Regions from separate parts of the Homo sapiens genome. Here region 2 is linked to region 1. The links are chromatin contacts, found by Hi-C or POLR2A ChIA-PET in ENCODE. All regions are on one chromosome and are shown on one strand. The core of a region is the stretch at or near the end of the contact, and the rest is flanking DNA. Distances in the headings are between cores, read along the strand shown.

Evidence for each region. A loop is a pair of places that touch in the nucleus more often than their neighbours do. ChIA-PET counts read pairs that join two places held with the same protein, here RNA polymerase II (POLR2A). Pooled maps may share reads with other maps.
Region 2: a loop to region 1 is called in a pooled map, with 2.0 times the contacts of the local background. The contact joins two enhancer-like sites. A Hi-C loop is called at or near these places in 1 of 168 maps with a recorded cell type or tissue (pancreas) and 1 of 50 pooled maps. POLR2A ChIA-PET finds 5 or more read pairs at or near these places in 1 of 52 experiments (activated CD4-positive, alpha-beta T cell).

Annotation. Positions count from the first base shown.
Region 1 is chr9:77,587,076-77,592,395 of GRCh38, reverse strand. The region is part of intron 1 of GNA14 (G protein subunit alpha 14); the gene reads left to right. Among named protein-coding and RNA genes, the nearest start is that of GNA14, 59 kb to the left of the region's middle. RefSeq lists an enhancer at 4,006-4,911. Within about 2 kb of position 2,940, at least 7 of the 41 ENCODE cell types and tissues checked have a DNase peak (open chromatin) inside an H3K27ac peak, as active enhancers do.
Region 2 is chr9:77,660,794-77,666,113 of GRCh38, reverse strand. No RefSeq gene overlaps it. Among named protein-coding and RNA genes, the nearest start is that of GNA14, 15 kb to the right of the region's middle. Within about 2 kb of position 2,138, at least 3 of the 41 ENCODE cell types and tissues checked have a DNase peak (open chromatin) inside an H3K27ac peak, as active enhancers do.

The DNA.
Region 1 (5,320 bases), core at 1,691-4,190:
AAGCAAGCCTTATCTCTTAGAGCAAGTTAACATGGTCATTCACTGTCCTTCACTTATGCCATCAGGGTTAACACATGCGCGTGTAAGCACACACACACACCACACAATTACACAGTTATTAGTTCACAACCTCCTACTTAGATGTTAGGAATGGATTCAAGCACCCCAGGCTGACAGAAGAAAGTGCTGGACATGGCCAGGCACGGTGGCTCACGCCTGTAATCCCAGAACTTTGGGAGGCTGAGGCGGGCGGATCACGAGGTCAGGAGATCGAGACCACTGTGAAACCCCGTCTCTATTAAAAATACAAAAAATTAGCCGAGCATGGTGGTGGGCGCCTGTAGTCCCAGCTACTTGGGAGGCTGAGGCAGGAGAATGGCATGAACCCGGGAAGCGGAGCTTGCAGTGAGCTGAGATCGCGCCACTGCACTCCAGCCTAGGTGACAGAGCGAGACTCCATCTCAAAAAAAAAAAAAACCAAAAAACAAAAAACGGTGCTGGACATGAACAAGAAACTCAAGTGGTTCACAGAGAGCTAGGCTGTTGGGTGCATGAGAAGTATTATGGGAAATCTATCTAGAAAGCAGGTCAGAGGATCTTGAGTGCCAGACGGGATGTTTAAAATTATCCTGTTAGAATGGAGAGCTGATAAAGGTTTTTGAGCAGGGAGTGGATTTACCAGATAGAACAATAATCTGGACTAATCTAAGAGACATGTTTGATCAAAGAGAGCCACGCACTATGCTACCATATGACATACTACTGTACTGAATGTTTTCCATAAACTATGCTTCTCACCCTAACAAACCAAGGTAGAGGTAGGTATTGTTAATTATCTTCATTTGACGCCTGAGGAAATTGAGTCTAATGGGAGTCCCCTAGGATCATACAGCTAGAGAGGGAGGGACCAGAATTTGAGTCTAGGGACATTTGATTCTAAGGCCTGGATAGTTGGCCCCTCTGGTGCCCAGATTTAAAAGAGGGAGAGAGAATGAGAGAAAAATCTATTCTTTTTTAAAAATCCTAGTACTCTATCTTCCTGTAACTTCACACCAGATACTCAAAGATTTGTGGACAAGGATGGAGCCTTCAACTCAACCAGGACAACTTGATATTAAGAAGCAATTTGATGTAGGCTGGGTGTGGTGGCTCATGCCTGTAATCCCAGCACTTTGGGAGGCCTATGTAGTAGGGAAAACACCTGCTGTAGGAAGGGTATGATCAGGATGATTCTACTCGGAAACAGCGTGTGATCGTCCTGAAAATGCAGTATTTCAGTGCACTGTCTGCCTTCCTGGAGGGCAAGAGGAAATTAACCTGGACATTCACTGTCTATCACTAAAAATGAGATGACTTTAAGTTTGCCGAGTCTTTCAAGGTTGTGACCCGTGGTTCTTTATTCCTATAGAAGAACGTGGAATCTTTTGCCCCCCAAAAGAGGTCTGTTGTATTATTTATGCTCTGGCCTGTGGTAATAGCAATTTTAAAATAAAAATATGTCTAATGTGTGTGACATGTCATCCTTACCTATTTGGATGCTTGGCCTGTGCTTTTCTAAGGGTTTAAGAGCCACTTCAATTCTAGAATTTCTTAATTCTCTGAAAATTTGCTCATGTGTGGGATGCTTATATTAATAAGTAATAGTATCTTCCTAATAACTTTGTCATAATCTTATTTTTTTTTTTTAATGTGTGACCTAAGTATTACCTTTGTTTGTCCCATGAGTGAACGGGTCTTCAAAAAGGTTACTTCTCTTGCCCTGTGCTACACTACATCTGCCCTTCATTCTGAAGCAGACACTGGTTCACATGGCTTGGACAAGAGTGAGCAGATGTGGGGGACAGCAGGAAAGAATACAAGAAATCAGGGCTGTCCTGGAATATGTGGGACACCTGGTAGCCATGCCATGCCATTTTCCCAGCAGATAAGCAAAGAGGAAGAATAATTCTGTGGCACATAGAAAATGTGAAATTATGCTCACCACGTATGTCTGTAGGTTGATTGTGCTGGTTTTGTTGTGAATCTTACCTGTACTCCCTCAAGAATGTGAACACATCAGTCCCCTTCAGTGCAAAGCCCTAGCCTAGAAACTTAATTTTACAGGAGGAAATTTCTTAGGACTTGATCACAAAGGTTAGGAAAATGATGGGGAGTTTTGCTGAGCTTAAAACTGACTTGGGGCCGGGTGCGGTGGCTCATGCCTGTAATCCCAGCACTTTGGGAGGCCGAGGGGGGTGGATCACTGAAGTCAGGACTTCAAGACCAGCCTGGCCAATGTGGTTGATACCCCATCTCTACTAAAAATGCAAAAATTAGCTGGACGTGGTGGCAGGCACCTGTAGTTCCAGTTACTCGGGAGGCTGAGGCAGGAGAATCACTTGAACCTGGGAGGCCGAGGTTGCAGTGAGCCGATATTGCGCCACTGCACTCCAGCCTGGGTGACAGAGCAAGACTCTATCTCAAAACAAAACAAAAACCTGACTTTGTACTGGTTTCCTTATCCTTTTAGGGGAGAAGAGGCATTGATTTTACTCATATTTGATGTTTCCCTGATTATAAAAGACGTAGTTTATAGTGTGTTGTTTTAGGAAGTCAAGGTCTTGGTATGGAAGGCAGTGACTCTGGATGGTCATAATTAAAATCCAGTGTTGCCATCCAAATGACAATGTGCTTTTGCAGGCAACTCTGGCTATCATGGTTGCTTTAGGCAACCTGCGGTTTACCCACTGTGTACTGACTACAGGCCATAGCCCGAGGGTGGAGGAAAAAGGCAATATCCAGCTACTCTCAGAGGTTTCTCCACCCTGGATGAGCAAACAACCCTCTCCCCTTTCAACAAACACAGTACCTGTAAAGACAGGGCTGACTCATACGATGGCTTTTGAGAATGAAATATAAGTGATATCTGAACCCTAAGGTGATATATTAAACAAAGAGTGTTCTCCGCTCTTCCAGGAACCATGACTTCCAAAAACAAACAAACAAAAAAACAAAACAAAAAAAGAAAACCGAGCTCACTCCATTTTGCATGAATAAAATTTCTAGGTCAAAGTCAAAGGAATTGGTAACACTGACAGTTTGGTTGACGCAGAAAGTCAAATAGCTTCCTCCTTAAGAGGCTCTGGGAAATGAAGTGGCCTGGCCCATCAGAGCTAGAAATGACCCTGCAAGTGAGCATTTATTTCCTTGTCAGGCCAGTTTGGCTTGCAAGAAATGCACCTGTGAAAACCAATGCCAGGTTTTGGTAAACTGGTCCTAAAAGTTACTGAGCTATAATAGATTCCTGGGGCATACAAAAGTGCTGTGATTCCAAGTTTGATTTTTAAAAATACATTGAAGGGTCTGTATGAAATGGAATATAAATAAAGATGGCTTTGAATGCTAATGTCTAAAGCAAACAAACAGTTCTTTTTAGCTGTGCTGGCCCATGGCTTTTAAAAATGTGGCTAGCATGTGAACCCCCAATGTGTCCCAGGCACTTTTAGACAGTGGCAAAAGCAGGTTCCTTCTTTTGAAGAATTTTCTGCGACTGCATGTGTTCAGAGCAACACAGTAAGCACCCAGTATATATTTGTGGAACAGAGAAAGCTGTTAATTCTCTCTGGGAACATCAGAAGGACTTCCTGGGGCTAAGGTGACCTCTGACTCAGATTCAGGTTTGACAGTAGGAGAGTGTCACCTGACAAAGAAGGGGGATTAGCAACTTTTATGCTATGTGTGCTAACCTGCCTTCTAACTTAGATTTTTATATGAAATATATTTTCCTGCTTCCTTGCTCCTCTCTGTTCAGTCTTATCCCTGCTTCTATATCCTCTGATTAAAGGCTTTAAACTTTCCTTCTCTTCTCACCCCGTGACTCATTCAGCTGTCAGACACTTCCTAAGCATCTGCTCTCCAGGCTTCCTTGCTCCTGGGGAAAGCATTGTGCTAAATGTGAAATTCCTGCAGATTTCCTTAGTCATTCTCCATCAGGATCAAGAAATCACCAAGTCCTGCTTGTTACTTTCACATTCTTCATTCAAAATACAGTGCTGAAAAACAGGAAGTATTTTATCAATTAATGTTCTGTGGTTGCAAGCAACAGACACTGGCTAACTGAAGGAAGAAAAGGAGTTCACTGAAGGGGTGTCAGGGTGTGGTGGATGGAGTGATAGCCCCCCAAAGATGTCCCCCTCTGAATCCCTGAAAACTGTGAATATGTTACTTGACATGGCAAAAGGGACTTTGCAGATGGGATTAGGATCTTGAAATCGGGAGAGTGTTCTTGACTATTCAGGTAGAACCAATGTAATACAAGGGTCCTTATAATAAGGGATGCAGGAGGGCCAGAGTCAGAGAAGACGATGTGATGACTGAAGCAGACATCACTGAGACAGGAATTTGAAGTCACTGCTGGCTTTGAAGATAGAGGAAGGGGCCAAAGCCAAGGAAGGCAGATGGCCTTTAGTAGCCAGAAAAAGGCATGGAATGAAGCCTCCCTTAGAGCCTCCAGAAGGAACAGAGCCCTCCAACCCCTAGGTTTTAGGATTTTTGAAATCCAGAACTATGAGAGAATAAATTCGTGTGTGTATACGTGTGCTTGTGTGCATGTGTTTCAATTGCAGTGAAATTCACTGAATAAAAGCAACCATTTTAAAGCAAACAATTCAGCGGCATTTAGTACATTCACAGTACTATGCAAACACTCTATCTAGGACCAAAACATTTTCATCAGCCCAGAAAGAAACTCCATACATACTAGGCATTCGCTCCCCATCCCTTTGTCCCACCTCCCCCAGATAACCACCAATCTGTGTTCTTTCATACTACGGATATTTCATAGAAATCCAATCTTATGTGACTTTTGCGTCTTCTGGCTTCTTTTGCTTGGCAAATATTTTAAAGTTCACCCATGTTGTAGCATGTGCCAGTACCTCATTCCTTTTATGGCTGAATAATATTCCATTGTATATAAATACCACAATAACTTTAGCTATTCATCAACTGATAGATATTTGGGCTGTTTCTACATTTTGGCTATTGTGAATAGTGCTGCTATGAACATGTGAGTATAGATACTAATATGAGTTCCTGCTTTCAGTATTGGGGGTATATATGCTTAGAAGTGGAATTGCTGGGTCATGTGGTAATTCTATGTTTAACTTTTTGAGAAACTGCCAAACTATTTTCCATAACAGCTGAACCATTTTACATTCCCACCAAATAACTGGAATGCATAAGGTTTCCAATTCTCCACATCCTCATCAACACTTGTTCTTTTCTTTTCTTTTTTTTTTAAGTATAGCTATCCAAATGATAACAGGAGCTAGAAAGAAATTAT
Region 2 (5,320 bases), core at 889-3,388, 75 kb before region 1:
TATCCTCAGCGTGTGGTTTGATGCTTCAGGGTCACAAAAAGCTCGTCCATCTCCACATGTCTATGTACCAAGAAGAAGGAAGGGGAAGGGCAAAACTCTCACATGCACCTGAATCACCTGAGAATCTCGTTAAAATGCAGATTCTGATTCAATAAATCTGCAGTTTTGTATTTCTAAGGTCTGCTGACCACACTTTGAAGAGTAGTGCCAGGTGCATCTGTGCTGTTTTCTAGAACCTCCCCCACCCCGTGACCTTTATTTCCAACTTATTAGCTAGACTCTGTCACATGGCACCTCCTAATTCAAAAAAGATTGAAAATGTAGCTTTGTAGTTAAATACAAATTGGGGACTTCTAAGTTGGGAAAAAGAGAAAATGGATATTGTATCCTAAGAGTGTTTGCTGCAAGTAACCATTTGATTTGGAAAACACAGTGCCGGACACCCATCCTCTAGTTACTGTCTTAAATTGGTACTTGACAAACTCTCACCTGCACCTGAATCACCTGAGAATCTCGTTAAAATGCAGATTTTGAGTTAATAAACCTGCAGTTTTATATTTCTAAGGTCTGCTGACCACACTTTGAATAGTAAATACTTCAATCACTGGATCTTCTAATCAATCAGAAAAGAAATCAGCTGATTTGTTTTTGATAACCCCCCGCCCCCCACCCTTTTTTTTTTTTTTTTTTTTTTTTTTTTTTTTTTTTTTGAGACAGAGTCTTGTTCTGTTGCCCATGCTGGAGTGCAGTGGCGTGCTCTCGGCTCACTGCAACCTCCACCTCCCAGGTTCAAGCGATTCTCCTGCCTCAGCCTCCCGAGCAGCTAGGATTACAAGCGTGTGCCACCATGCCCGGCTAATTTTTGTATTTTTAGTAGAGATGGGGTTTCACCATGTTGGCCAAGCTGGTCTGGAACTCCTGACCTCAGGTGATCCACCTCAGCCTTCCAAAGTGCTGGGATTACAGGCATGAGCCACTGCACCTGGCCTTTGATACATCTTAATGTGTGATTTTAAATTTTAATCACATGGTAAAATAAAGAGCCCAAATAACCCTTAATATTCTTGTAAATATTTAAAAACTGGAATCAAATACTGAAAAACCATCAAATAAATAGAAACTGTGGGATATTGTACAAGTGGCCTGAATGTGTCAAAAAAAAAAATCAATGGCATGAGAAACAACAAAAGGCAGGAGGACTGTTCTAGATTAGACTGAGAACCAAATCCAGTGCACAAACCCTGATCATATCCTAGATTAAAATAATAAACAGCCATAAAAAATATTTTTGAGACAACTTGGTGTATTTGAATATGGATTGTACGTTATATTATGGAATTTTACATTTCTCAGTGTAATAATAATATCGTGTGTTTATAAGAGAATGCACTTATTTTAGGCAGTGTTGGTTGAATTATTTAGAGGAGAAGAGCCGTGATGTTTGCAACTTACTTTCAAATCATTTAGTGAATTCATATTTTCAGAGAGTAAAAAGATAAAGCAGATATGGGGGAAAGTTAACAACTGGTGAATCTAGGTAAAGAGTTTACAACTGTTCATTATATCATTATTGCAAATTATCCGTATGTTTGAAAAACCTCCAAATAAAAAGTAGGGAAAACCTTCATCATAGAGTTACAGCACATAGAGCTGAGAAACTGATTTTTTCTTTATTTTTTTAGAAGTATTTTGAGAAATGACCGTTACCGAGGAAGAGTGTTACACACGAGCATACTCATTAATAAAATGTCTCTAATAGAGAAAATACTCTCTATTGCAGAGAGCTCCCCTTCTCCATGATCCCTAAGCCTGTGGGGCACATCACAGCACTATTAGGCTGTGTCCTTTTAAGTGTATTGATAGACCCATCTCCCTGACAGGACTGGAAGTTCCATCAGAAAAGAGTTCAAGTCCTACCCATCTCTCTGACCCCAGCTGCAGATTCTAATAAACATTTGTGAAAGATGGAAAGAAGGTATGATTGATAGACAGCAGTTGCCAGGGTAGTTTGGAAGACAGCCTTAAAACCAAACTCAGTATTTGAAACCAGAAATAATCCTGGACTTGGTTGCATGCCACCGGAGAAGAGCTTGTGCCCGCCTGGCCGGCTCAGCTGCTTTTATGCTCAGTGGGGTCATTAAACTTGTCAGACTTGTTTGCACTGGCAAGCAGGTCATTGGAGCCAGTTCCTCATAAGGCACTTAGCGACTTCAGGGTCCCATTGCAGTGCATTACACACAAAATGAGCAAAAAGCCAAAGAAAATAAAGACAGTGGCCAGAGGGAAACTACGTCACTCTTTTAAATAATCATCCAAACAGAAACAAAAATCACTGACACTGAAAAGCCATCTTTTAGTTTAATTATGTAATCATTCACCAAGATCTCTTTGCTCTCCAAATTTTACCAAGCAAGCACTAGAATGTTCGACCTTATTAGCAGGATCCTTATTTCTTCTATTTTTTTCAGATTCAACTAAATAATCTTGATACAGGTACAGGTTTTTCTGACAAGTTGGCTCTCAATAATCAACTGATGCCATATCAAAGAGAGACAGCTTATAAAAAGAACAGGTTCAGGAGAACTTTAACATAAAGATTCTTCTATGTCCTCACAAAATTTGGTAAGTTTGCTGCATCTAAATAGTTTATGAATACAAGCATTTTTAAAAAAAAAAACCTATTTGACCACAGATCCTTAAGTAGTAACTGAAGACACAATCAAGATCATCTGGGAAGGAAAGACGATTTGGCAGAATGTCAGACCAAAACAGGATCCCCACGTTGCTGAAAAGACCCATTTGCTCATTTATATTAAGTGTAACTACTGCCTGGTCCATGTTCAGCTTATTCTTGTGACAAACTAGGAAGAATCTGATGGCCATTTACCATTATCCTTTCTTGCAGAAGTTGATAAAGTAGGTATTGAAATATCAGGGCACTGTAAAATAATCATAACTAGACCTCAAGGTATTATATTTTTCCTATCACTAACACTTACTTCTTCATTTCTCATAGGTGAGGTTCATTAGCCATGGTTTTTATGTTTTTTTTTTTTTTTGAGATGGAGTCTCCCTCTGTTGCTCAGGCTGGAGAGTGCAATGGCACAATCTCGGCTCACTGCAGCCTCCACCTCTGGTGTTCAAGCGATTCTCCTGCCTCAGCCTCCTGAGTACCTGGGATTACAGGCACCCACCACCATGCCTGGCTAATTTTGTATTTTTAATAGAGACGGGGTTTCACCATGTTGGCCAGGCTGGTCTCGAACTCCTGACCTCAGGTGATCCACCCGCCTTGGCCTCCCAAAATGCTGGGATTACAAGCGTGAGCCACATGCCTAGCCTAAGCCATGATTCTTTTGATTGCAAGTGACAGAAACTCAATCTACACTGGCTTAAACAAACAAGGAAATTTCTTGGCTCAGTTAACTGGGAATATGGGGTTCATATCAGGGGACCAAATCAGGACATGACTGTCTTCCTCACTCTGCTTCTCTTTGCTTGTATCTTTGCTGGTGCCACACTCAGGTAGAACTGTTCCATGTATTTGCAAAGATGACCATGAGCAGCCCCAGGTTATTTTATATTTTAAACTAGACATCCTAAAGAAAGGAGGACACAGGCTGGGCGCGGTGGCTCACGCCTGTAATCCCAGCACTTTGGGAGGCCGAGGCAGGTAATCACCTGAGGTCGGGAGTTCGAGACCACCTGACCAACATGGAGAAACCCCATCTCTATTAAAAATACAAGTTAGCCGGGCATGGTGGTGCATGCCTGTAATCCCAGCTACTCGGGAGGCTGAGGCAGGAGAATCACTTGAACCGGGAGGCACACAGGCAGAGTGTTATCTGCTGATGAGGGCATCAGCATCACCTGGGAATTTCTAGAAATGCAAAACTTTGGGCCCTACCTAGGGTAACCAAACATCTGTGCTTGCCAGGGGGGCTGGGCTTCTGATGCTAAAACTGAAAAAATCCTAGGTAAACTGAGATTTGTTGGTCACCACGGGCTGCAGACCTGCTGACTCAGAATCTCTGGAGTCCAGCTCAGAAATCCGTGCTTTGACCAGCTTTTCAGGTGATTCTCAGACATCATTTCCGAGTTCTTGTTTTAGAGGAGAACACAGTTCAAGCAAAGGCTTGGAGCAAGGAGAGTTGTCTTAAACCGCTCAGCCTTGCTCCTCATTCTCGACAGCTGCCTCCTGGTTTCCTGTTGCAGTGGGAAACAAAACTAGGGCAGTGGGTGTCTTGTAGTGGAGGCCTCTGCCTCTGGTTGGGTGAAGAGGGCAGAGGGATGAGAAAATTCTGCTGCTACTTTTCACCTCAGTTTATCTGCCTCAGCCCCCACGACAGCCTGGGGGTGGGGGAGAGACTACCTTGGAGGAGAGTGTCGAGAGAGAGAGGATGGGAGGAAGGGAGCAAAAATGGAGCAGCCTTCGGGCCTTGCTCAGCCTGTTTGTCCCCAGCCTGTTGTTTGCCCTGCTGCTTTGAGGCAGAACTCAATTCCTTCAGCATCATAGAAACAACATTATAAGCAACCTTAAGGCCATGCCTCCCCTTTTGTGATAGGTTGACTTCAACCCAGTGTTGGGACTCAGAAACTGATACCCCAAAATATGGTGCTTTGTACACGCTCAACTGAAAAAGGAGCCTCAAGCTCTCTCTGACCACCACCCCGTCCCCCACCGTTTTCCCAAAGCATAGGATTCTCTGAAGTTCCTTATCTGCTTCAAGTCCAGGTTGAACAAAGAAGAAAACAATTACCCTTGGTCCCTTCCCAGAGTTTTCGTTAACTGAACCCATCTCACAGGAAGGAAAACTAAAGTCTGTCAACAAACCTGAACGGACTTCTGTCACAAACCATTGTCCACTCTGTGGGCCCAACAGACTTTGTCCCAGACCATTATATGTTCTTCAAGCCCATTAAGTTCTCCCTGATAATCATTTATTGCCCCTCAATGGAATTCCTGTTCTCTCCCTTCTCATAATCTGTTTTGTCAGGACCCAAGCCCCCATTCTTTCTATAACCTCAAGCTAGGATATAAGCTTCTGGACCCCATTAGGGAATGAGGTCTTCATTCTAAAGGTGCCCATGTCACATAAAACTATGATCAAATGAATTTACATGACTTTTCTCCAATTAATCTGCCTTTTGTGAGCTGATTTTTCAGTGAAACTTCAGAAGCGGAGGGGAAGTTCCCTTGGTCTCAACAACAGAAAGAAAAAACTTGCTTTTCCTCTCTCCACATTCTTCTTAAGAATCTCAAGTTGGCTTAGTCCAGGGTTCCTCAACCTCAGCACTACCGACATTTAGGGCTGGACAA